Linked DNA regions of Mus musculus: regions 1 and 3 are each linked to region 2. The links are chromatin loops, found by intact Hi-C in ENCODE. Cell type or tissue: left cerebral cortex. All regions are shown on one strand. Region 1 holds the start of Tmem223 (transmembrane protein 223). Region 2 holds the start of Ttc9c (tetratricopeptide repeat domain 9C). Region 3 holds the start of Ubxn1 (UBX domain protein 1).

Evidence for each region. Hi-C counts contacts between places; a loop is a spot of excess contacts. Peaks named below come from ENCODE experiments on the same cell type or tissue, not always from the same donor. Only the 100,000 strongest peaks of a DNase experiment are listed, where the experiment ranks them.
Region 1: a loop joins it to region 2, with 2.1 times the contacts of the local background. A loop is called at or near these places in 9 of 42 quality-filtered maps.
Region 3: it touches region 2 in a loop (6-fold over the local background); 2 of 42 quality-filtered maps call a loop at or near these places.

The regions. Positions count from the first base shown.
Region 1 is chr19:8,766,874-8,774,873 of GRCm38, forward strand. It overlaps Nxf1 (nuclear RNA export factor 1), which reads left to right. Exons shown (of 21, transcript NM_016813.2): 12 at 207-275; 13 at 355-410; 14 at 494-601; 15 at 700-758; 16 at 857-972; 17 at 1,101-1,143; 18 at 1,716-1,788; 19 at 2,128-2,310; 20 at 3,387-3,447; 21 at 3,701-4,037. The coding sequence ends at 3,739. Tmem223 (transmembrane protein 223) reads left to right here and starts at 4,123. Exons shown (of 2, transcript NM_025791.1): 1 at 4,123-4,442; 2 at 5,175-5,602. The coding sequence starts at 4,136. The coding sequence ends at 5,467. Tmem179b (transmembrane protein 179B) reads right to left here and starts at 7,594. Exons shown (of 5, transcript NM_026325.3): 1 at 7,462-7,594; 2 at 6,632-6,819; 3 at 6,417-6,551; 4 at 6,155-6,233; 5 at 5,649-5,961. The coding sequence starts at 7,557. The coding sequence ends at 5,800. It overlaps Taf6l (TATA-box binding protein associated factor 6 like), which reads right to left. Exons shown (of 12, transcript NM_146092.2): 12 at 7,481-8,000. The coding sequence ends at 7,656. It also overlaps the pseudogene Gm2518. In left cerebral cortex, CTCF peaks have their summits at 4,123 and 7,839; DNase peaks (open chromatin) are centred at 4,159 and 7,655; H3K4me3 peaks cover 2,897 bases; H3K27ac peaks cover 2,544 bases.
Region 2 is chr19:8,816,095-8,824,094 of GRCm38, forward strand. Ttc9c (tetratricopeptide repeat domain 9C) reads right to left here and starts at 3,200. Exons shown (of 4, transcript NM_027412.3): 1 at 2,927-3,200; 2 at 2,342-2,590. The coding sequence starts at 2,579. Hnrnpul2 (heterogeneous nuclear ribonucleoprotein U-like 2) reads left to right here and starts at 3,307. Exons shown (of 14, transcript NM_001081196.1): 1 at 3,307-4,719; 2 at 6,710-6,845; 3 at 7,136-7,212; 4 at 7,436-7,575. The coding sequence starts at 4,188. In left cerebral cortex, no CTCF peak of the experiment used is centred here; DNase peaks (open chromatin) are centred at 3,319 and 3,805; H3K4me3 peaks cover 5,492 bases; H3K27ac peaks cover 2,753 bases.
Region 3 is chr19:8,865,488-8,873,487 of GRCm38, forward strand. Ubxn1 (UBX domain protein 1) reads left to right here and starts at 6,061. Exons shown (of 9, transcript NM_001362044.1): 1 at 6,061-6,269; 2 at 6,372-6,425; 3 at 6,521-6,627; 4 at 6,731-6,800. The coding sequence starts at 6,211. In left cerebral cortex, a CTCF peak has its summit at 4,779 (motif pointing left); DNase peaks (open chromatin) are centred at 5,567 and 5,993; H3K4me3 peaks cover 1,925 bases; H3K27ac peaks cover 1,257 bases.

The sequences.
Region 1 (8,000 bases), 49 kb before region 2:
GGTCTTGCCTCTATTTTGTGACCACTAATGTGGGTGTGTAGATTTGTTTGAGAATCTGCTAACAGTGGTAATCTTCATCTTAGAAATGCCTGTGGACAAAGTTTATATAGGATCCCTGCACGCTCTCCGTGTCTTTTAGCTTTTCTCTATGCTCACAAATCCAGTCTTTCTTCAGTTTCTCATATTACATTCACTTCTTTTCACAGGATGGCCATGAGCTACCCCCTCCAATTTCCTTTGATGTCGAAGCCCCTACAATGTTACCACCCTGCAAGGTCAGAAGTGGGGTTAGAATTAGAACTGTGAGTGGGGAGCATATTGGTCCTGTGATCTTAATTTCTTGTTTGATTTCAGGGAAGCTATTTTGGAACCGAGAACCTAAAGAGTCTGGTCCTGCGCTTCTTGCAGCAGTGAGTATCCCAGGGTCCCATAGTGCTGGGGATAATGACTGGCCTATGCATACTTACTGGTGTGACTCTAACTTTCTTTACAGGTACTATGTAATTTATGACTCAGGAGACCGCCAGGGTCTCCTGTATGCCTACCATGATGGCGCCTGTTGCTCGCTAAGCATTCCTTACAACCCTCAGAATCCTGTCCGGTAAGTGTCACATGTCAGAACCTATCCAGAACCACGGGATTCTGTGGGAGATACAGGCCACTGTTCTGACCACCACATCGTTCCCTCTTATTTTCCAGAAAAAACTTAGCTGAATATGTCAAAGACAGCAGAAATGTGAAGAAGCTTAAAGAACCCAGTAAGTACATTGTGTGAGCAGTCCAAATGGGAAACAGTCAGTAGAGCTAGCCAGTGTAGATGTGCCCTAACCTTGGTTTCTCTTCCTTCTGCTTGTAGCCCAGCGGTTCCGACTCTTAAAGCATACACGTCTTAATGTCGTTGCCTTCCTCAATGAGTTACCCAAAACTCAACATGACGTTAACGCCTTCGTGGTAGATATAAGTGCCCAAACAGTAAGTGCCTGTTCTCTCCTAACAGAAGCCCAGAAGTGGGGTGGATAATGGGCTCAGCATTCACTGCATGAGGCGGCTCAGGCTCTAGTTGGAAACCTCCATTACTTCTGTTGCTTTTTCTCTTTCAGAGCACATTACTGTGTTTTTCTGTCAATGGAGTCTTCAAGGAAGGTAAGAATTTTTAGTTCTGAACCTTTCCCAGTATCTTAGTTTCCCAGCTATCTTCTCATCCCTTTTCTTCTCTGACCGCCTTCCTATTTTGCCCAGTCCATCTTGGTTTGGCCTTAAAACTCTTCCACCTGTCTTATCTGCAGTATGTCTTATCTGCCTGGGGACCATAACAGTGTAGGTTGAGTTAAGAGGTATCCATTTCCATCCCTGTGTTAATTCTCTGGATCTGGGAAAGTTGTACCTTTGAGTCATGCATTCTTTTTTTTCTGTTTTGTTAGATGATTTCATAATACTCTTGCACAGTGATACTTCAGGTAGTGAAATGACTTGAGACACTTTGCCAGGCCATAGGCTAACACTTTCTAAGTTGTTTCACTTCCTAGAGCACACAGCAAGTTCTGTTACCATCCCCCCTGCCCTGATATGTCCCTTTCTCCTACCTCTGTTCCCTTATGACCAAGTAACCAACTGGCCAAGTTAGGGTTCTTTGTATCAAATACCATGATGTAAATGATGATTGTGAAGATGGAGCTTGAGTGACTATAAGGAGCCATTGCTCATTCTCATTGCAGTGGATGGGAAGTCTCGAGATTCTTTACGTGCTTTCACAAGAACGTTCATTGCTGTTCCTGCCAGCAATTCAGGGTACGTACTCAACTTATCAGTTTGGGTACTATTTTCAGTGCCAGGAAAGCAATATGATAGTTGGAAGGTAAAGATATTCCTCAGGTAGTTTTGGAAATTGCAGAAAAGCAATAGAAGTGTATTAAGTAACTAACAACTATCAGTATGTTAGAGAGTGAGTATATAATTCTAGTGTGTTTGTAAGATAATCCTAAACGCCTCGTCTATAGTCAAGGATAAATGAGAAAAGGTAACTTGAGAGGGGCATGTGGATATTAAACAGATCTGCAAACAGAGACAGTGTAGAAAGGTGAGGTTATTTGTCCATTTATTTAAGATTTTTTTTTTTTTGTCTCCAAGGCTATGTATTGTAAATGATGAATTATTTGTGCGGAATGCCAGCCCTGAAGAAATCCAAAGAGCCTTCGCCATGTCTGCACCCACACCTTCCTCCAGTCCAGTACCCACGCTTTCCCCAGAACAGCAGGAAATGTTGCAAGCATTTTCTACCCAGTCTGGCATGAACCTTGAGTGGTCTCAGAAGTGAGTGCTGATCATAGATAGGAGGAACAAGGGGATGGCCTGACAGTGAATTATATAGTGCTTTGATAAAAAGATTCCTACTAAGAATTCTGCATAGGTTATTTTTAAATATTTAAAGCACAAATGAAGATTTGGTTTTCTGTCCCCTTCCTAGCTACCTGTGGCTCCCCTCTTCCCCAATTGGAATTACAGATTAGACCTAGACTTCACATATGCTGCACAGTCGCTGCCACTGAGCCCTTTTCAAACACGGTCTTACTATGTACTCTTGTCTGGCCTTGAAGGCATTAAAGGCATGAGCCAGCAGACCTGGCTGCCAAGTTTTGTTGTTGGTTGGTTGGGTTTTTTTTGAGACAGTTTCTCTGTTTTCCCTGGCTGTCCTGGAACTCACTTTGTAAACCAGGCTGGCCTCGAACTCAGAGATCCGCCTGCCGGGATTAAAGGTGTGTGCCACCACGCCATCTTTGGCTTTTGTTTGTTTTGTTTTTTGTTTTTTCGAGACAGGGTTTCTCTGTATAGCTCTGGCTGTCCTGGAACTCACTCTGTAGACCAGGCTGGCCTCGAACTCAGAAATCCCCCTGCCTCTGCCTCCCGAGTGCTGGGATTAAAGGCATGTGCCACCACACCCGGCTCAACTCCTTACCAAGTCCTAGATTCCAGTGAGCCTGAGCATTCCAAGGGAGCTAGAACTATAGGTGCATACCTAGTACCAAAGTCTTTTTATATATGGTTCTATATTTGAGTCAGGGTCTCACTTGTGCCTTCGCTGCTTGGAAGTCACTTTGTAGTCCAGGTTTACCTCAAACAGATACCTCCCTGCTTCAGCTTCTCCAGAGTGATAGGATTAAAAGCCTTGCCCAGCTGGAACATAGTTTTTAAACCGTGTAAATCCTTCCCTACCAGTGTAAAACTACACGTTGGTTGTTTTTGGTAAACATTTTATGTTTCATTTGTACAAGTGGTGTGACCCTGTGTAAACTTAATGAAAAACATTGGTGACTTTTTCTATAGGTTGGATTTTGGTGACTGACTGCATTTTGGTTCTTATGTGGCTTCCTATTTTAATCATACTCTAGGTGCCTTCAAGACAATAACTGGGACTACACCAGATCTGCTCAGGCCTTCACTCTTCTCAAGGTAAAGTATGGGAATTTTTTTTATTGCTAAAAATGGATCTCTTGAGCCTTTAACAAGGGTCAGATGAAGGCTGGGTGTGGTGATACTTGCCTTTTAATCCAGCATTTGGGAGGAAGGAGGGAGCCAGATCTCTGAGTTTGAGGCTAGCCTGGTCTACATAGAGAATGCCAGGACAGCCAGGGAGTCTACAGTAGCTGGGCAGGGAAGGTGGGAGAGAGGTGCCTGGTTCTACTTACATTTTATCTTTCTGCAGGCCAAGGGAGAGATTCCAGAAGTAGCGTTTATGAAATGATCACAAGAAAAGTCCCCTTGTAAATAGCCCCTGGATAATATTGTCTGGCTGTCATCTGCCGTCTCCTGTCCAGCCCGAGGCCACCCTGTAACTGTGACTGAGGAGGAAGGGCTGCTTCATCCTCCTCACCTACCTTCTGGAAGACTTAGAGAAGACTTCCGGAAGATTGAGCCTCATGGTGCCAGGAAGCCAAAGCTTACTTTGTAGAGCTGACACTAAACTACCCGAAGGACTTAGGTGCTCTGTGTACTTAACCCCAGGATTCCCTTTACTTTTTAAGATAAAGAGTGATATTGTAGTTTGTGTCCCATTACTGGCTTGTTTCCCTCAATGCAGGAGGGGTGGGCAAGTTCGCCGTGATAGGAAGTCCCGCCCCGGAGACGGAAGTGCGCCGCCATGGTGGCGTCTGTGCCGCTGCGGAATGTCAGCCACCTTTTGTCTGTGCTGCGGTCCCAAAATGTGCCCCGGTATTTGCAAAATGGCGTCCCACGGGATGTGCTGCTCTTCCGGCACGAGCGGGGCCGCTTCTTTGCCATCCTTGGACTGTTTTGTGCGGGTCAGGGCATCTTCTGGACCTCCCTGGCTGTTGCAGCCTTGTCCAGACCTCTGAGCCGAGTACCTGCGGAGGCTCCGAACCGGAGCTACCAGGACCTGCGCTCCGCACTCTGGCGCTACGGGCTGGCTGTTGGTTGCGGCACGATGGGTAAGCGCTTGGGCTCCAGATTGCTGTGGGGCTGTGAGCACAACGCTCACTTAGCAAAAAGGGGCTTCCAAAAAAGTAAGTGGGACACACGATATGGGTGCGGTGTAATAAAGTCCCTGAATGCCTTGCACCCTCACCCTGCATACAGTAGGCCAAGATCTGCCCCTCATACTAGCCACGAGCAGGTTTTTGAAGCCACAAATGCATTTTCTCCGTTTAACAATAGAGCTGGCTATCTATAAAAATGTCGATGGGGTGGGGGACGTGGCTCAGTTTGGTTTCTAAGACTGCTTGCCTAGTATGCATGAGGTCTAGGGTTTAGAACCCAACACTGCCTAACATATATGATGGCATCCAGATGTAATCTGGATTTGGACAGAAGATCACAAATTAAAAGTTATTGAACATATAGCAAGCTTGCAGCCAGCATGGAATAATAGACCCTGTCTGTTTTTTCAAGACACGGTTTCTCAGCTCTGGCTGCCCTGGAACTCACTCTGTAGACCAGGCTGGGTCAGAGATTCAACTGTTTCTGCCTCCCTAGTGATTGCGTGCACCACCACTGCCTAGCTACCTTTCTTAAAAAAAAAAAAAAAAAAAAGGATTTAGGAACCTTTTAGAGTTTTAGAGTGTAATTGCTCAAAACTGTTACTTCCATTACAGTAATTTGACTCTAAGGGGTGGGGGTGGGGGTGTCTGTATAACCTTTTACCCCACTTTGCCTCCCTGCAGGAGTCTTGGTCCTTGGTGCTGGTCTCCTCTACTCACTCCGATCTGTGCGGTCTGTCATGCTCCTTGCAGGAGGGCAGCAGGTGACATTGACCACCTATGCCCCCTTTGGCTTGGGTACCTGTTTCACAGTTCCCTTGAACCAGATTTCCTGCATGGCTCACAGAGGTGAAGTTCCTGCTATGCTGCCTCTGAAAGTCAAAGGCCGGCGCTTCTACTTCCTTTTGGACAAAGCTGGACACTTTCCCAACACTCAACTCTTTGATAACACTGTGGGTGCCTACCGGAGCCTGTGAAAAATGGCTTACCCTTCTCAGACGATGCAAAACCCTTAGGGATGAGGAGACTACCAGGACAATAAAAAGGTGCCCAGAATTCACTAACAGCCAATAAATCTCTTCCAAAAGGCTTGATACATGCCTACTTAAGCCATCATTCTGTCCTCTCTCTCATCTATTTAACATCAAGAAATCCATGCCATGATGAAGAAAAGTAATATATTATTTTGGTACAAAAAAGTTTAAGGAGAAAACTGAGGTTTCTAATATAAACAGGGCTGTACAGAGACAAGAGGATTAAAAGCACTGGGGCATGGAGGTTCTGGTTGTAGAAAGCACTTGAGTATTCTTCAGGAGTGAGACTGGTGGTGCCCAACAAGAGCATCTGTCTCAGAGCTCCACTCTTGGTCACCCCTCTCTTGGGGCTGGTATGATGTGGCTTTAAACTTGCACTGCATGGCCTGGAGCAGCAAAGCCAGACACCACAATATCAGATTCACCCAAGAAGAGGTCTGTGAAAGAGAACAGGAGTATGAGGTGGGAAGCCGGCTCCAATCCAGTCCTACCCACACAACATTGATCAGACTAAGGTGACAAGCCCCATAGCTACTTTGAGCTTGTGAATGAAGTACAGCCAAGCACATATTACATGGTGAACACGCTTAAGCTACAGTTGCTTAATCTTAGCGTATCCCTGTGTCTCACTTCAGCAGTATGTAGGTTGGAGTAAAACTGCACAGCAGTTCCTGAAGGTGTCCATGAGGTTTTCTGGGCTTCAGAGCAGCTGTGAAACAAGGTTAAAGAAACAAGTTGTGAGAAGGGGCGGGGAGGAGACGGACATGCTCTAAGCACATCTGTGTCCTCAGAGATAAGGGCCAGAGGAAGGGGATAAAGTAGGAACTTAAATGACTGACATGTCCCCTACAGAAGGACAGTCCCTGTCAGGCTTCCCTCCCTCTCCCGTTACCTAATTGTAAGGTTCAAGGAGATGATGGAATTGCAGAAAGAATTGGTGCCAAATCGAAGTATACAGGCAGACACTAAGATCAGGAAGATGGCTGTAGCTGAGATGGCCAAAGCAATTCGGAGCCCTATAGAACCTCTGAGAAAGAGAAAACAAGCTTGGTGGCCGAGGTGGGACTCATCTCAACCTCGGCCCTTTGTCATCAGTAGGGCAATCACCTGTGGGAGTCTTCGATGCAGCTGCTGTAGACCCAGAAGAAGAGAAGCAGAAGGCAGTAGAGTGCCAAGATGCCTGAAGCCCCAGCCACGAAGTAGCAGAGGGAAGGGGCTGAGGGACCTAACAAGGCCAGAGAGGAGCCATTGAGTGCAGCCACACCATACAAGGGACAGTTACCACCAAAGGAGCCCTGTGGAGAGAAGCTGTTAAGTCCATTTCAGTTCAGTACCCGAGATGTAGGTTTCTGTCATATGTAAGGACTAGTTCACAAGTTGAGATGAACGGGGAGACTGATGGATCTGCTGGGAACAAAATCTCAGGGCCCAGAAGGATCCGAATTCAAAAGGCTATAAATATAAGGAACCTAAGGGAAATCACAAGTTTGCCCTTCTCTGTGAGTAGGAGTTCTAAGTAAACGCTGACTTTGTGTGTCCCTTAACAATAAACTCTACTAATCTGTAAAAGTAGGTGTTTTAGACTCCTATAGTGATTCAAAGTATTCTATCACCAAAACTACCCAGCAGTAGGCAAGACTCAAATGTACACAGTTGTATGTTTCCTCACTTCACATACTTTGTTAACAATCACGATTTCTCTGCTACACTGTTTTTTTTTTTTTTCCACAAATGTTCCTATTACTGGGTGGATGCAGAGACGGCCTGTGTGTCTCAAAACCCTAGTAGCTTATGAAGCTCGACTGGAAGCTTGTCCAGTTCCTCTGGAGAGGAAACAACTTTGGAACGTTCTAACCCCAGGTCCAGTGTAGTCACCCTGTCCAACCCCCTACGCAAGCCTGCTGGACCCCAAGGCCAGCCCGCCCCCGCAGCCGCACCTGGGTCCGGGTCAGCGTCGCGGCCGCCAAAGCCCCGCACAGGAAGGCGGCAGTGAAGAGCAAGAGCTCAACTCGCTGCAACCAGGGCAGCGCCATGGCGCCCAGGCTACCAGGAAGACAACCACCCAAGCCCCGCCCACGAGCATAGACACGTCACTTCCGGGTGTGGCTTTATTCTCCGAGGCGCCGCAACCTCACAGCGGCAGGTACAGCGAGTAGTCGGAGAGCGCCCAGCGGCGGGCCGGGCGGCCGGTACGGCCGATCATGGGCAGCTTCTGCACGTAGCGGGACGCGGGGCTGGGCCCATATGGGGCAGGAAAGGCAGTTTGAAAGAGGCGCCCGCGGCAGCGCCGCCCGGCCTGACGCCCTGCGATTATAAACCGGAAGTGTGGGGCGCCACGGGGCGCGAAGCGGCTCTTCTGGAAGACGTCTCGCGTTCCCGCGCCGGGGCCCTGCTGACGAGGAGCACCCCGCGCCCGGTGTACGCGCGGTAGCGGCCTGCTCTCCGAGGCGGCGGTGGCGGTGGCGAGAGTCCCACC
Region 2 (8,000 bases):
CACTGCTCAGCTCATGGCCTTCATTTATTAACTAAAGCTCAAGTGTCTCTATAGCCGAGCGCTGGGATTAAAGGCGTGCGCCACCACACCCAGCTCATAATTATTTTTTAAAAGTAAAAAAAGTAAGGAAAAGACTTTCTATTTTACAGCTATCAGAATTAAGTATAATTAAAAATATAAGGGGCTGGTGAGATGGCTCAGTGGGTAAGAGCACCCGACTGCTCTTCTGAAGGTCTGGAGTTCAAATCACAGCAACCACATGGTGGTTCACAAACATCTGTAATGAGATCTGACTCCTTCTTCTGGAGTGTTTGAAGACAGCTACAGTGTACTTACATATAATAAATAAATAAATCTTTAAAAAAAAATAAAAAAATAAAACATAACTAAATCATGTTCAGGTGGCAGAGATTCAGGTAGAATGAAGCCATTAACAAGCCTTCACTATGCTTGCATCCCTGCTATAACACCCCTACTAAGCAGGCTTTATTTACATGGGGTATTCTCCACAGGTCAATTAATCCAGCACTTTAGCTTCAAAATTTCAACTGGTAAGTACTTACCAAGCACTGATTATGATCAGACACTAAACCAGGAGCAAAGAGTAGAGAGAACAAGGCAAGCATCTAGATGATTTTACACATACACACACCCTCTTGAGTGTTTTGCCGCTATTTATGTACGTGAACCATGTGTGTGCCTAGTGCCTGAGGTGGTAAGAAGGGAGGGCAGTGTCATATCCCTTGAGACTGGAGTTACAGATGGTTGTAAATCATCATGTGGGTGCTGGGAATTGAACTCTGATCCTCTGCTAGAGCAGCCAGAGTTCCTAACTACTGGGCCATCTCTCTAAACTTGTTTAGTCTAAATAAGAAAGTGCTCCACCTCCAGGCTTGATTGGACATCTCATCATGTGCCAAAACAGATTTCACGAGAAATATCTTTGAGTAATGCTAGCCATCAGGGGTGGGGGTGTTGGTTGAGGTGGGAAATCCCTCTCACAGAGGTTAGAAGGGAGAGGTCTTTGAGCTTAAGAGAGGAGGGAGCTGATTTAACAGCTTAGGAGGACACTGGCTAAGACACAACACACTCAATCCTATTGTGCCGCTCTAGCTTCGGGCCCCAGCTTTGAGGCAGGATTTTACCAGCTTAGGGAAAGCACTCTAGGATGGAAGGCTTCACTGATCTCTACTGAGGAGCAACTGAGTTCAAGCAAGGATTAAATTCTGCCAGGGCACCACAAAGTGGAAAGCATACACAAGCAAATGAAATTTTAAATATACTTTGAAGAAAATCAAACTGCTAGAGAAAAAGTGAAGTTAAACTGTTGCTTAGTGACTGAAGGCTTCTCTAAGAAAGGTGATCTTTGGCAAATTCCTTAGTGCATTTTCTGTTTTTTAAAGGGCACAGAATCTTGCAAGAAGCATTTAAGCTCTGGGAATTAAGGCTGTTTGGGTATAATTTTAAATCTACTCATTACTAGATATGATTTCATTAGACTAAACTGAAAGAACTGTTATGACAGTTACATAGATCAATGTGTAGTGACCTAAATACCTGACATTCTACGTCATAAATGTCACATCTATGAATCCTATGTAACCATCCCTTAAACGAAACATCCCCAGGACTATGACTATCTCCATTTTTCAATTTATTTTTTTTTGTTTTGTTTTGTTTTTTATTTTGTTTGTTTTTTTGAGACAGGGTTTCTCTGTGTAGCCTTGGCTGTCCTGGAACTCACTTTGTAGACCAGGCTGGCCTCGAACTCAGAAATCCGCCTGCCTCTGCCTCCCAAGTGCTGGGATTAAAGGCTTGCGCCACCACGACGGGATACAGTTAATTCTTACTTGTTTGAATTAGGGTATTAGCACACATCACAGGCTAGTCTGGCTCTCAAACTTGAAGCCATTTTTCTACTTGGACTTCTCCAGTGCTGCAATTACAGGTGTTAGCATCATTCTTCGAAATAAACCCATTCTAGGTCCACCAAATCAAGATATCTGGGCTTTAGAGCCCAGGAAGTAGTTTCAGGTGAGGTTTGTGAAATCCCGCTTGCTTTTAGAATACTCTACAAATTGGAAACAGGTTTCAATCGACTGCTAAATAGCCAGGTGGCAGTGAAAAAGAACATCTTCCAATGTTCACAGGGCTTGATGATTCTATCTTTTTTGTTTGTTTTGCTTTTTGATACAGGGTTTCTCTGTGTAGCCCTGACTGTCCTGGAACTCACTCTGTATTTGAACTGCCTCTACCTCCTGAGTAGTGGGATTAAAGTCATGCTCCACCACTGCCCGGCCCTGCGGTCTTGATTCTCTGCCCACGCTCGTCCCATACTTACCAGCTAGGTTGTTGTAGCAGTGGGTCTGGATGGTGTGCAGTATGTTTTCTTGCTCCGGTGTGAGAGCTGGGCCCTGAGGTCCCAGACTAGAAAGAGGGGAAGGCAGACTTGGGTCCAGACCCCGCAGCTGAAGAAGAGCTCGATGGTACCTACTCACAGCATCTCGGTACTTTCCTTCCCGGTAGCGCTGGTTTCCTTCCTCCTTGTATACCTGAGCCTCCTGAAGGCGCTTCTCCATGACTGTTGGAACTGTTAAATGAAAGAGAAACTGAAGCAGTAGAATGGGATCAAAATAAATGATTAGAGCATCGATTTCGTAAGCAAGAAGCTCGCAGGGATGTGGGTTTTGCTGTTTTTACTAGTCCCATCTATTCTCCTGTGCTAGTTTTCAGTTTCCAGAAGTACCGCAAACTAAAAAAAGGAATGATGTGAGGATAGTGAGGCCATTGACCAAATGAGTTCCATTAGAAGAGATCCCGGCGTGATTACAGACACTAGGGAAATCCAAAGGCCCGACTAAACGTTCCAAGTGTGTGACCGCCCGCAAAATTCGTTTCCTTCTTTCTCTGAGGCACACCCCCTGACCTGGAAGAAGATGGAGTAGGCGGGAACAAGTGAAACAAGTCAAAAAGGCTTCGCTCCTTTCCAATCTCTTTATTTGTCCTTATCCAACAAACATTTGTTGATGGTTCTGCTGTTAATTGAGGAACCGAAGTGAGTGAGGCCTGAGTCTCCAGTCCACAAGTGAGGCACAAGAGGCCGGAAGCATTGTGCCCAACAACCGCACCACAGCGGAGGCCCAAGCCGGAAGACTCCTCCAGGAATTCGGTTTAAGTTGCAGGAGCACAGAGAGGAAGAGACCAGACCTGCCAGCAGTTTAGCCTCTAACGGGGCACGCGCATTGCGTCATGCCACCCAATCAGAAAGGAGTCTAGAAAAGTAATCCCGCAGAACCGGCCCCGCCTCCCCAGCGGACCAACCCGGAAAAAAAAAATTCCCGGCCACTTCTCCAATAGGAAAAAAAGCCGCACGATATCGGAGGACCAATCAGAGCAACAGACTACGATTCAAGCTGGCCAACGAGAGAAGGAAGGGGTGGGGTTGGCGCCTCTGTTGCTGGGTAGATGTTTAAGCACAGAAAGAGGTCCCGGCATTGCTCTCTCCCTCTCTCTCTCTCCCTTGATGCTGGAAAGGCCTTTCCCTCCTGGCTACGAAAACCCTGCACCACCCATCCTTCCAGCTTGGCTTCGGTTACTAGTCTCAGAAGTTACAGTCAAAGAATAAGCAAGAGAGGACATCGAGTAAGCCCTAGGGTGCTCCGGTAATTGGGAGCGGGCAGGAAGTAAGAGACCTGAGATGGGCGGGACTCCGGCGCGACTGCGCAGAGCCTACGACTGAAGTACGGAAAGAGGAGCGCGCTCACGCTTCCGTGCTACGAGGCACTTGAGCCGCAGCCAGCCTTGCCCGACTCAGGCCCCTGTGCGGCTGCGCGGTTAGGCCGCTTGCGCTGATTGGCCCGGATCTCTGAGAGGAGGGAGGGGAAGTGAGGGAACTCCGTCGTCCTCGGCGCGCACTCCCCCGCGGTCGAGTACAGAGTGTGTCGGAAGCTGCTCCTCGCCGTCTTGTTTTGCGCTCAGTGAGCCGAAAGGGGCAGGGCAGGAGGAAGGCGACATAAACACGCCGCGAAGACAGCGCGGCCTCTGCCTCTGTGTGCGTGCGCTTGCTAGCGCGGGCTCAGTGCTGGCGCGGGAGGCGGAGGCGGGCGGCGGCGGCGCCTGCGCGGTCGGGCTCGGTCGACAGTTCGCAGGGGAGGAGGCGGCGGGAGGCGGAGGAGGCGACGGCGGCGATGGAGGTGAAGCGGCTGAAAGTGACCGAGCTGCGGTCGGAGCTTCAGCGGCGGGGCCTGGATTCGCGCGGCCTCAAAATGGATCTGGCGCAGCGTCTTCAGGAGGCACTGGATGCTGAGATGCTGGAGGACGAGGCCGGCGTTGGTGGGGCCGGGCCCGGTGGGGCCTGCAAGGCGGAGCCTCGGCCTGTGGCCGCGTCGGGCGGAGGCCCGGGCGGGGACGAGGAGGAGGAGGACGACGACGAGGAGGAGGACGAGGAGGCGCTGCTTGAGGACGAAGACGAGGAACCACCACCTGCTCAGGCTTTGGGCCAGGCCGCGCAGCCGCCTCCGGAGCCCCCGGAGACGTCAGCCATGGAGGCCGAGTCCGAAGCTTCCGACACACCGGCGGAGGCCACGGCTGGGTCAGGTGGGGTAAATGGTGGCGAAGAGCATGACAACGGCAAGGGGGAGGAAGACGGGCCGGAGGAACGGAGCGGAGACGAGACTCCGGGATCCGAGGCACCGGGTGACAAGGCCGTAGAGGAACAAGGTGAGGAACTGGCAGCCAAGCCGGGCTTCAACCTGCCGGGTGCGTCTCCGATCCAGCACCCCACCCTGCACCGCGCTATCTGATTCCTTGTTTCCACTTGCCCGAAAGTGCACTGTTCTAGTGGCTTTTTGATGAGATTCTCCTGGGAAGGTGGCTTTCATCCGCTGTCCATCTTTTTGAAGGTTTGGGCGTCTTGTCTTTACACTGTTTGCAGGAGGGAGGTTCCTGCCTAACGTGGTTCCTTGGTGTTAGTGGATGGAAGTGTGTGTGTGTGTGTGTGTGTGTGTGTGTGTGGCTTTCGAGCTACCTGTGGATCAGTCTTCTGGTGCCCACCCCTCTTTAGCAGAATACCTTTAGCCGCAAATATGCTGAAAAATTGGCGCTCTCCCGAGACCAGTTGGAAGCTAAGGCCTGACAGTTCGTTCCTTACCTTAAAAATGTTAAGCAAAAAACAGTCCGTGAAATGCTGCTCTGTCAAACCCAAGTTAGTCTTCAAAGAGACTCTGGATATTTAACCTTGCTCCTTCCTGCTTAAGCCGTCGGAGACAGTGTGTGAGCCTTTTGGGTTTAATCATTAACTAGCAAAGAGAAACTTAGTCTAGTAACATTTTAGTAGAATGTTAGTTACTTGACTGGGGCTTTTTACTTTGTCCCTGTTGTGTTTATATTTTAAGTCTCCTGTCCAGGCTGTAAATAAGCATATTTATAGACTTATTCTACACTGGTGCCCTTAAGGCTCCTAACTAACTGAGCTGAAATGATTTAGGGGTTCTAGTGGAGTAACCTTGTGGTAGGTTTGTGGAAACTTCCCCCAGGAGTTAACGACTTTCTCCTTTTGAAATGCTTGCATGGTTAGAGCTAACCTATAGTGACTGTCAGGAGGGAGAGCTGCTTCTAAGTTTTACTTCCAAGTAGGTTTTTTTGCCTTAGAGTTTTTTGTACTGTTTCGTTGTTTCTTGGTTTTTGTTCTGGATCTTAGTGTTATAAAATTGGAATCTATTTTACAATGATTGTATGCAAAGTATAGTGTTCGGGGTTTTTGTTGTGTCCGATGTCCTGGGACTGAGGTCCTATTACATAACCCTTAATTTGTGTTATCCCAAATAGCAGATCAAAAGCATTAAAGAATAAGGGAGTGTTTTAAAGGAATTGTTGAAAACACTTAAGCCTTCAAAACATGAAAGCCTAAGGAAAAATTCCATGTGTTACTCCGTGTAAAGAATGTTACTGCCAGGTTTGGTGTCACTGGCCTTCAGTCCCAGCACTTGAAGGCAGAGGCAGGCAGATCTCTGTGTTTGAGGCCAGTCTGATCTAAATAGTGAGTTTTAGGACAAGCAGAACTACATAGTGAGACCCTGTCTAGAAACAACAACAAAAGAATGTTACTTAATATATAACACCACCTTCCTGCCCCAAATTTCATGCAGTAAAGATGCAGTGTTATTTATGGTTTGCTTGTGACCTAAGAATTTCTCTGGTAACTTTCAAGTTCCTGTTAAAAATACACCTGCCACTGTAAGACTGTGCATTTTAATGCAGAAAAGGTAGTCTCTTAAAGAAAATGTGAGATTTCTGTGTCAAGTAACTGCTGAAAAGTGCTAGAAAATAGTCATTAAGTACTTGACATAACTCCAGATCTGATGAGAATTGAAATTCACCTGTGAAGGTTTTTAAAAGACTTAAGGGATGCTTTTCTGTCATATCAGTGGGGAGATGTGCCAGGTTGGCTTGATTGAAGTAGATAAATTTAGAATGGGAAAATTGACCAATTTAATAAGCCCATAGTGGTTTCCATCCCAACCTACCCCCACCCCCCGCCCATCTTAATCAGTGATTTTGAAATTTGGAAATAAAACATGGATATAATAGGAACACTTTGTCTCAATCAGATACCCTCAGTTTCCTAAATTTTACTTAGATTCTCTTAGTTCTGAGCTCATTGTACGCTCCAGTATAAAAACTACTGATTTTCTTTCCCTCCCTTTTGTAGGAGATGACCAAGATAGTGAAAAGTCAAAACCAGCAGGCTCAGATGGTGAGCGGCGGGGGGTAAAGAGACAGCGGGATGAGAAGGATGAACATGGCCGAGCTTACTATGAATTCCGAGAGGAGGCTTACCACAGCCGGTGAGGGAAACACTCCCTTGATGGGAGTGTCTGCTCTGCTTTTGGTATTCCTATTGTTGATTGCAGTGTGGAAGGAGGGGTGGATTGAAAACTGGACTAGGTCCTTATAGGCATAAGTTTTAGAGTAAATCTATGATGGAAACTCGTATTCCCTTTTCTCATTGACTGAAAGAAGCTGTCTGCTGGAACTTGGTAATTCACCAATAGTTTAAAATGGACAGTGCCACACAAATACCTCACAGACAAAGAAGGTAGCTTTGGTTATGTTGCATTTGCTTTCCTGCCTGTAGCTCAAAGTCCCCACCACCTCCAGAAGAAGAAGCAAAAGATGAAGAGGAGGACCAGACGCTTGTGAACCTGGACACGTGTATGTATAAAGATTGCTTTGTGTTTTCAGATAGGGCTTTGTTGTGTATTTCAGGCTGGATTCCACCTTGTGATCCTCCTGCATTATTAGCCTCTGGACTATCTAAAAGTGACTTTTGAGAGTAAAATGTCGTGGTGTGGGTACCTGGACAGTGTTTGTATTTGTTGGCTCAGCACTTCTTGGTGTTGAGCGTTGCAGTAAGCCAGTTGCATCTTCTTAACAGATACCTCGGATCTCCATTTTCAAATAAGCAAAGACCGATATGGAGGCCAGCCGCTCTTCTCAGAAAAGTTCCCTACCCTTTGGTCTGGGGCAAGAAGTACTTATGGAGTAACAAAGGGAAAAGTATGCTTTGAAGCCAAGGTAAGTCATTCTTAAAGCGTTTATTAATTTAAACTGTGTATTAGACTCCTACCCACCATTTCATTAGTGCAGAAAGGTCAGCCTGCTTGAACATACCCTTAACACTGAACAACAAATTGACTCTTACAACTTTGTTTTGTTGTTTGGTTTTTGTTTGTTTGTTTTTTGTTTTTCGAGACAGGGTTTCTCTGTGTAGCCCTGGCTGTCCTGGAACTCACTCTGTAGACCAGGCTGGCCTCGAACTCAGAGATCCACCTGGCTCTGCCTCCTAAGTGCTGGAATTAAAGGTATGCACCACCATGCCCGGCTTGTTGTTTGTTTGTTTGTTTTATGTGCTGGTATGATTGATCTTAGTGCCTTGTACATATTGGGCACTGTATCTCTGAGCTATAGTCCCAGGCCCACAAACTTTGATTTAGGTTTAG
Region 3 (8,000 bases), 49 kb after region 2:
GCCCACACTGGGATATTTCCAAAGGAACCGTGCCTGCTTCATTCTACCAAGATACCTCCTAGAAAATTTTCTCTATGCAGATTCCTGTAGCCACACACAGTTGATCAACCCCAGAAATGGTAGATGAATGCATTTCCAGGCCCCTGAAACCACTTGGCTTGTTTGCTAGTATTTAACCCAGTGTGCTTTTGAGCTCTTTACAGTAAGGAGAGCACACTACTTTGCATCCTCATGTATGTCACACCTCAGATGTTTGTCTATAATGGAGAAGAGGACAGGGCCCTCTTGTGAGTGGTAAGCCATCCCTATTCTACCTGCTCTGTTGGTGGGGGTAGGTATCAAGGACTCTGTTACAGTTGGAACTACAGCACTAGTAATGGGGGACAAAAACTTTAAGAACCTCCATGGGGTGTACGTGGTGGTACATTTCTTTAGTCATAGCACTCAGGAGGCAGAGGCAGGCAGATCTCTGAGTTTGAGGCCAACCAGGTCTATAAAGTAAGTTCCAGGCTAGTCTGATCTACAGAGCTAGTTTCAGGATAGCCAGGACTACACAGAGAAACCCTGTCTTGAAAAACAAACAAACAGAAACCTTTATGGAATCCAGTGCTCAACCTGACACAGACCTGGGCCATCTACACATTTCTGCTTTCCATTGGAAGCCCAGACAGGTTCCTTAGCTGACAATCTACAGAATCAATCACACAGGGCTGGATCACCTTTTGATGAGACAAGGAGTTGTCTGAAAGGAGCTCTATGTATGGCACTGGGAGAAACTAGTTGCTTTCTATGTCAACCAGTCAGGGATAATTAGAGAGAAAATGTAGCTATGGTCAGAAATAACTTTCAGGAAAGAGAAAAGAGATGTCAAGAATCTAACAATTGGTACTAATCTTTGTTGTCCTGCTCCCCCTGGTTAACTGCTCTACTTATAGCCATGGCTGGGGCAGTGATCCTTTCACTTCTAGCGCTCAACATAGGAATGATAAGGACACAATGTATTTACAACTCCTTGCTCCAAGATGAGTCCATGATTTGATTCACGCCCATAAAACCAACACAGAATATAACAGGCCCTGGACTTTAGTAGCCCCTAATACCTGACCATTAATGAAGCACCATTCTGACCTTAAAACCCGGCATGCGGCTTAATCCAACAAAGCCTAGTCTATATCCAGTGTCCAGGAAAGCTCCTCAGTATACTAACCTTGCTTTTCGGCTTCTATAGTTTCACTTCTCACTAACAGTTCTTGCTAACTGAAGTATGTCAACCAGGATGTGTGTGTTTTTTGTTTGTTTTTTTTTTTGTTGTTGTTGTTGCTTTTTGTTTTGCTTGCCTTAAATGCAAAAAATAGTGGGGATACACAACTTGGGCAACTCCTTGTGTAGGCCATCAGCCAGCAAATGCTTTTTATTGGCTTTAATAGTCTGTGAGTCCTCTGAAGAAGTTATCTAAAACCAGTAGGCCTACTTCTTTCCTTTCTTTCCTTTCCTCTCCTTTCCTTTCCTCTCCTCTCCTCTCTCTCCTCTCCTCTCCTCTCCTCTCCTCTCCTCTCCTCTCCTCTCCTCTCCTCTCCTCTCATTTCCTTTCCTTTCCTTTTCTTTTTTTGGTTTTTCGAGACAAGGTTTCTCTGTGTAACCCTGGCTGGAGGCTGGATAAAGTCTCACTCTGTAGCCTAGAGTGGCCCTGAACTACTGATATACTCCTGCCTGTGTCAGCCACAAGTTTTTGGAATTATAGGTGTTAGCCACCATGCCTGGCTTAAAGCAATTTCTTTTGAGTAAACCCCTTCCTTCTTTTCTTCTTTTATTCCTTCCTTTCTTCCTTCTTCCCTCCCTCCCTCCCTCCCGCCCTCCCTCCCTCCCTTCCTTTCTTCTCACTGTGTAGCCTTAATTGGCCTGGAACTTGTTGGGTTGTTTTGTTTGTTTTGTTTTGTTTTTGTTTTTGTTTTTTATTTTTGTTGTTGTTGTTGTTTGAGACAGGGTTTCTCTGTGTAGCCCTGGCTGTCCTTGAACTCAGAAATCTGCCTGCCTCTGCCTCCCAAGTGCTGGGATTAAAGGCATGTGCCACCACTGCCTGGCATTATGTAGATCAGGTTGGCCTCCAACTCTTAGACATCTGCCTGGCTTAGTTACAGCTCTGAACACAAGTGTTTATTAAGGATTATTAAGAGTTATATAATAAGCCGGGAGTGGTGGCACACGCCTTTAATCCCAGTACTTGGGAAGCAGAGGCAGGCAGATTTCTGAGTTCGAGGCTAGCCTGGTCTACAGAATGAGTTCCAGGACAGCCAGGACTATACAGAGAAACCCTTTCTCGAAAAACCAAAAGAAAAAAAAAAAAAAAAAAAAAAAAGAAAGAAAGAAAGAAACTCTGTCTCAAAAAAACAAAAAACAAAAACAAAACAAAAAACAAAACAAACAAAAAAGAGGTATATAATAATAATAGCTATTATTGAAACTGATAACATATGTACTAAAGATTTTCATAATTATTACTTCTTACTTTATCAGAATCTCTACAATATACATACTAATAGCCATTAGGAAACAGACACAGAACGTTAATCTAAGGTCACAAAGCCAGGGAGTAGCCTAGTTAGGCTTTAACTTGGGCAAATGTTTACTGTGTTCTGTTGGGGTGACCTTCCTTACCTTGTATTGAGGTGTGTTTTTGTATTTTTAATTTTGTGCATGCAGAGAGCTAAATGCTGGCAAGATTTGGTATTGTCACTTCTATGGCTCATCACCGCTTTTCTATTTGTAAATGTCCTTTCAATATCTGCACAAAATGTGAAAGTCAGGCAACTCTTGTTGTCTAAAGGCAGTCTAAGAGATGGTCTGGCATTATCTAACCTCTGGTTGGTTATAATAAAGAGCTAACAGACAATAGCTGGGGCAGGAAGTACAGCAGCAGAACTTTCAGACAGAGAGACAAGGGACACAAGCATAGAGGCTGGAGATTCGAGGCAGACATGGGAGAAAAACGAAGGGAGACCAGAGTGAAACAGAAAGCTAAGAAGCTAGTCATGTAGCAGGGATACTGCCAGGAAAGTCAGGTTAGGATAAAAGCTAGCTGAGAGAATGAAAGACCCTGACAGAATGTAAAAGGTCAAAGAAGCCCTGAAATTGGCAAGATAGATGTCATTGATAGAGGCCTGAGCGAGGGACTCCTTTCAGAGCCTTTCAGTCTACCCCAGCATAAGGCCAACAGCTTTAAACTACATAGAAGTCTCCATGTCTTATTTATATTGTAAGCAGTTCCACAAAACTCTGCTGTACTGTCCTGTTGCCTTTCTTCTGGAAGACTGAAGAGAATTAGCTTTAAAGATGCGGCTCTTGCAGAGGACCTGGGTTCCAGACCAATTAGGGCTATATAGTGACATCACATCACAAAAACAAAGGAAAACATAGTGCGACCATGTCTCAAAACAAACAAACAAACAAACAAAACAAAAAACAAAAGGAAAAAAAGAAAAAGAAGGAAAACAGAAAGCCAAGCATGGTAAGTCACACTTGTCATCCTAATACTGAGGAGGTGGAAGCAGAACCGCCATGACTTGGGTTAGCCTGAGCAGAACCGTCATGACCCAGGTTAGCCTGAGCAGAACCGCCATGACCCAGGTTAGCCCAAGCAGAACTGCCATGACCCAGGTTAGCCTGAGCAGAACTGCCATGACCTGGGTTAGCCCAAGCAGAACAGCCAACTGGGGCTGCATATGAGCGCAGAAGATCCTGGCAGTAGAAGAAAAATAAACAAAAAAAGCGCAGGTGGTGGTGGCTCACCCCTTTAATCCCAACGCTTGGAAAGCAGAAATAGGTAGATCTCTCTAAATTCAAGGCCAGCCAGGGATACACAGAAAAATCCTGTCTTGAAAAACCGATGAAGAGAAAAAAAGAGCCATGTAGGCGATCAAAGCTCGGTAGTCTAAAGAAATGAGAAATGCTATAGAGCTACCTAAGGTGAGGGAAGAGTCAGGACATTTTGGGCAGAGAGCCGGTACTGCAAGCCCAGAGGACCAAGGCCTGTTTTATATCATGTACAGAGTAGCTGGACAAGACATTGCACAGCAACACTAGCACGTACATACTGTCCAGCCAAGTATCACTGTCACTATCACTTATCCTGCTCTCAAACTAAAACCGTGCACCAAGATCCCTTTGGCAATAGATCCCCTTCAACAGTGTGAGCAGGTCCAAGTATGAATTATCTATGGCTCCTGATAAACACTGCTGTACACCTTGATTTCAAAAGTTGTTTTGGGAGAGGGGATAGATGGGAGACAGGGTCTTACTATGTGAATCTGACTGTCCTGGAATTCCCTCTGTAGACCATACGGCCTTGAGCTCAGAGTTCAACTGCCTTTGTCACCCAAGTACTGGGATCAAAGGTGTGCACTACCACATCCAGCCTCATTTTTCCTTTTAGTTATGATCACATTTATTGACGTATGATGGAAGTGGAGCCTGCATGTCATCCTTGTTGGTTAAGCGTCAGGGGACAAAAGTACTACGTGGAGAAGCAGGTTCTCGTCTTCCAACGAGGGTTGCAGAGATCCAGCTCAGGTGTCTTACCAACTGAACCATCTCAAAGGCCTAAGATTTGGGTTTTTGAGGTCTCATAGAGACCAGGGTATTCTGAAATCAAGATTTAATTTAAGGGCGGCTCAGTGGTTAAGAGCACTGGCTGCTCTTCCGAAGGTCCCGAGTTCAAATCCCAGCAACCATATGGTGGCTCGCAAACATATGCAATGAGACCTGATGCCCTCTTCTGGTGTGTCTGAAAATAGCTACAGTGTACTTACATGGAATAAATATAAATCTTTTTTTAAAAAAAGAAAGGTTTTAAGATAGCTGGGCAAGCCAGGCGTGGTGAGACACCCCTTTAATCCCATCACTCAGGAGGCAGAGGCAGGTGGATTTCTGAGTTCGAGGCCAGCCTCATCTACAAAGTGAGTTCCAGGACAGCCAGGGCTACACAGAGAAACCCTGTCTCGAAAAACCAAAAACGAAAAAAAAAAAAAAAAAAAAAAAAAAAAAAAAGATAGCTGGGCAAGATGTTTCTGGCCTTTGATCCCTGCACTCTGGATGGCAGAGGCAGACTGATATTTGAGTTTGAGATCAGTCTCTAAAGCCAGATCCATTTAGAAAGTTCCAGAACAGCCAAGGCTTCATAATGAGATCTTGTCTCAAAAAACAAAGACAGTGATAACAATGATGATGAACATAGACTCAAGCATGCTAGACCAAATCACCACTAGACCTACTCCCTAGACTCTGATAAATAACTTACTAATAATATATATAAGAGTTATTCTCCTCCCAACTTCTTTTACATACATCACCGATGGGTGTGGTGGCACACAACTTTAGTCCTGGCACTTGGAAGACTGAGGCAGGCAGATTTTTCTGAGTTTGAGGCCTGTCTGGTCTTGGTGCCAAAAGACAGAAAGAGAAGTAAAAGAGAAAACGGAAAATTAAAAAATGCAAGGAGGTGGTGGCGACACACTCTGATCCCAGTACTGCGCTCCGGAGGCAGAGGCAAGTGGATCTCATTGGATTGCAGGCCAGCCTGGTCTACAGCGCGAGTTCCAGGACAGCCAGGACTATGCAGAGAAATCCTGTCTCAAAACACCAAAAGGAAAGAAAGAGAGAGAAAGACAGAAAGAGAGGGAGAGAGAGATAAACTTTTACTGTTTATCATGAACGCCCCGACTCGTGTGCTTAGGTCAGAGGACAACTAACAGGAATCCTTTTTCCTCTGTGCTCAACCTCGTGGGTCTTAGGAATCGAACTCACATAATTAGGCTTGAAGGCAGGTGCTTTTACCCGCCGATCCATAGCCAGGCTCTCTTTTAGAATCCTAAAAGCCTGCAAACCGGCTCAAGCCTGTCTGGAGCTTCTTCCCCGTGGGTGGGTCTCCTTCCTGTCAGTTGTCCCTCCTCAAAGTCCCCGCCCACCAGGAAGGACATTTCTGGCTCTCTTCGGCACCCGTCCACCCTGCCTCCACGTGACACAAACAGACCGGGCACTTCCGCTTCCCCTCCGCTCTCCCCACTCACTGTCTACTCCCCCCTCGTCCCTGGGTCTCCCGCCCCGTGAGTTAGCGAGCGCCGGGAGGGCGGCGTCGCGGGCGGAGTCGCCCCGGGCTGACCCTTGCGGTCTTCCTTCTGGTCCCCGCAGGTCCCCGCGGAGGCGGAGGCGGGCGCCATGGCGGAGCTGACGGCTCTGGAGAGCCTCATCGAGATGGGCTTTCCCAGGGGACGCGCGTAAGGGAGCCTCCCCCTAGCCGGTGGTGGGAGGCCGCGGGCCTGGCCGGCCTGACTGTCACCATGGCTGGTGGGCGCTATTCACGGTGTTTCTGCCCCCAGGGAGAAGGCTCTGGCCCTCACAGGGAACCAGGGCATCGAGGCTGCGATGGATTGGTGAGCGGGCGACCCGCACGGGTGGCGGGAGTTTGGGAGCCGCTGGGCAAGGTGGCCTCCAGGCTAACCAACCCCTGCCTACTTTCTCCGCGCAGGCTGATGGAGCATGAAGACGACCCCGATGTGGATGAGCCTCTGGAGACTCCCCTCAGCCATGTCCTGGGACGAGAACCCACGCCCTCAGAGCAAGTTGGCCCTGAAGGTCCTGACTGGGAGACATCTTGTGATTCTAGAGACCTTGAAAGGGCCCCGAGAAAATCAGAATGATCTTATTCTAAATACTAATCCTGGTTGCTTGTTTGCAGGCTCTGGGTCTGCTGCTGGAGAAAGCAGACCCATTTTGACTGAAGAGGAGAGACAAGAACAGACCAAGAGGTGACTGGCAAGTTCAGTGTGTGTGTGTGTGTGTGTGTTTTGTTTGGAGTCTGCCTAACTCTTGCCCAGGCTGAACTCCGGATCCTCCTGCCTCCGCCTCCAGAGTGCTGAGATGTGGCCTTCACTGTGCCTTGCATTATTTTTTTGAGACGCAGTCCAGCTGTGTACCTCAGGCTGCGCTGGAACCCCGTATGCGGCCTAGGCTAAATTCGAAGCCACATTCTTCTAGTGCTGGGATTACAGGCCTGGGCCACCATAGCCCAGTGACACACTTTACCAAGGGTCATGGGTCATCTTCCTTCCTCTCAAATACAAACAAGTCTGATCATAGAACCTGACCTTTCCGGTTTTGAGGGTGTGCTGCAAGTCACCAGGAAACATCTCACATAGCTCAGGACTGGTCTCAAACTCCTGTGTGGCTGCAGATTCCCCTGAAATCCCAACTCTCTTGCCTCTCCTTTGCAAATGCAGGGATTATAGATATGCATCACTATGCCCTTTCTTTAAAAACAAAACCAACAACAACAATAAGAAAAACCCACGCTGGGCGTGGTGGTGCACGCCTTTAATCCCAGCACTCGGAGGCAGAGGCAGGCGGATTTCTGAGTTCGAGGCCAGCCTGGTCTACAAGGTGAGCTCCAGGACAGCCAGGGCTAAACAGAAAAACCAAAAAAAAAAAAAAAGAAAGAAAGAAAGAAAAACCCACAAGGGTCTATGCATGATATATTGTGCTCTACCTTTAAACTACACTTTTTTTTTTTTTTTTTTGGCTTTGTTCTGTTTTTTTTTTTTTCTTCAAGCCAAGAGTCTCTATCCCTGACTGTCCTGGAACTGGCTCTGTAGACCAGGCTGGCCTCAAACTTGAGATTTACCTGTCTCTGCCTTCTGAACACTGAGAATAAAGGCGTGCACTGCTACCACCTAGCTTGTCCTCTTTGGTTTTTCAAGATAGGGTTTCTTTGTATAGTCCTGGCTGTCCTGGAACTAACTCTGTAGACCAGGCTGGCCTCGAACTCAGAAATCTGCCTGCCTCTGCCTTCCAAGTGCTGGGATTAAAGGCGTGTGTCACCAGGTCTGGCCCTGCTTGTCCTCTTTATATTACTGTTTTGGTTTTGTTTCCTTTCCTCTGTCTTGGAGCCCGTATTCCCTTATTTTGTTAATTTCTCAGTCTAAACTCACCTTCCCACTCCATGTCCAACT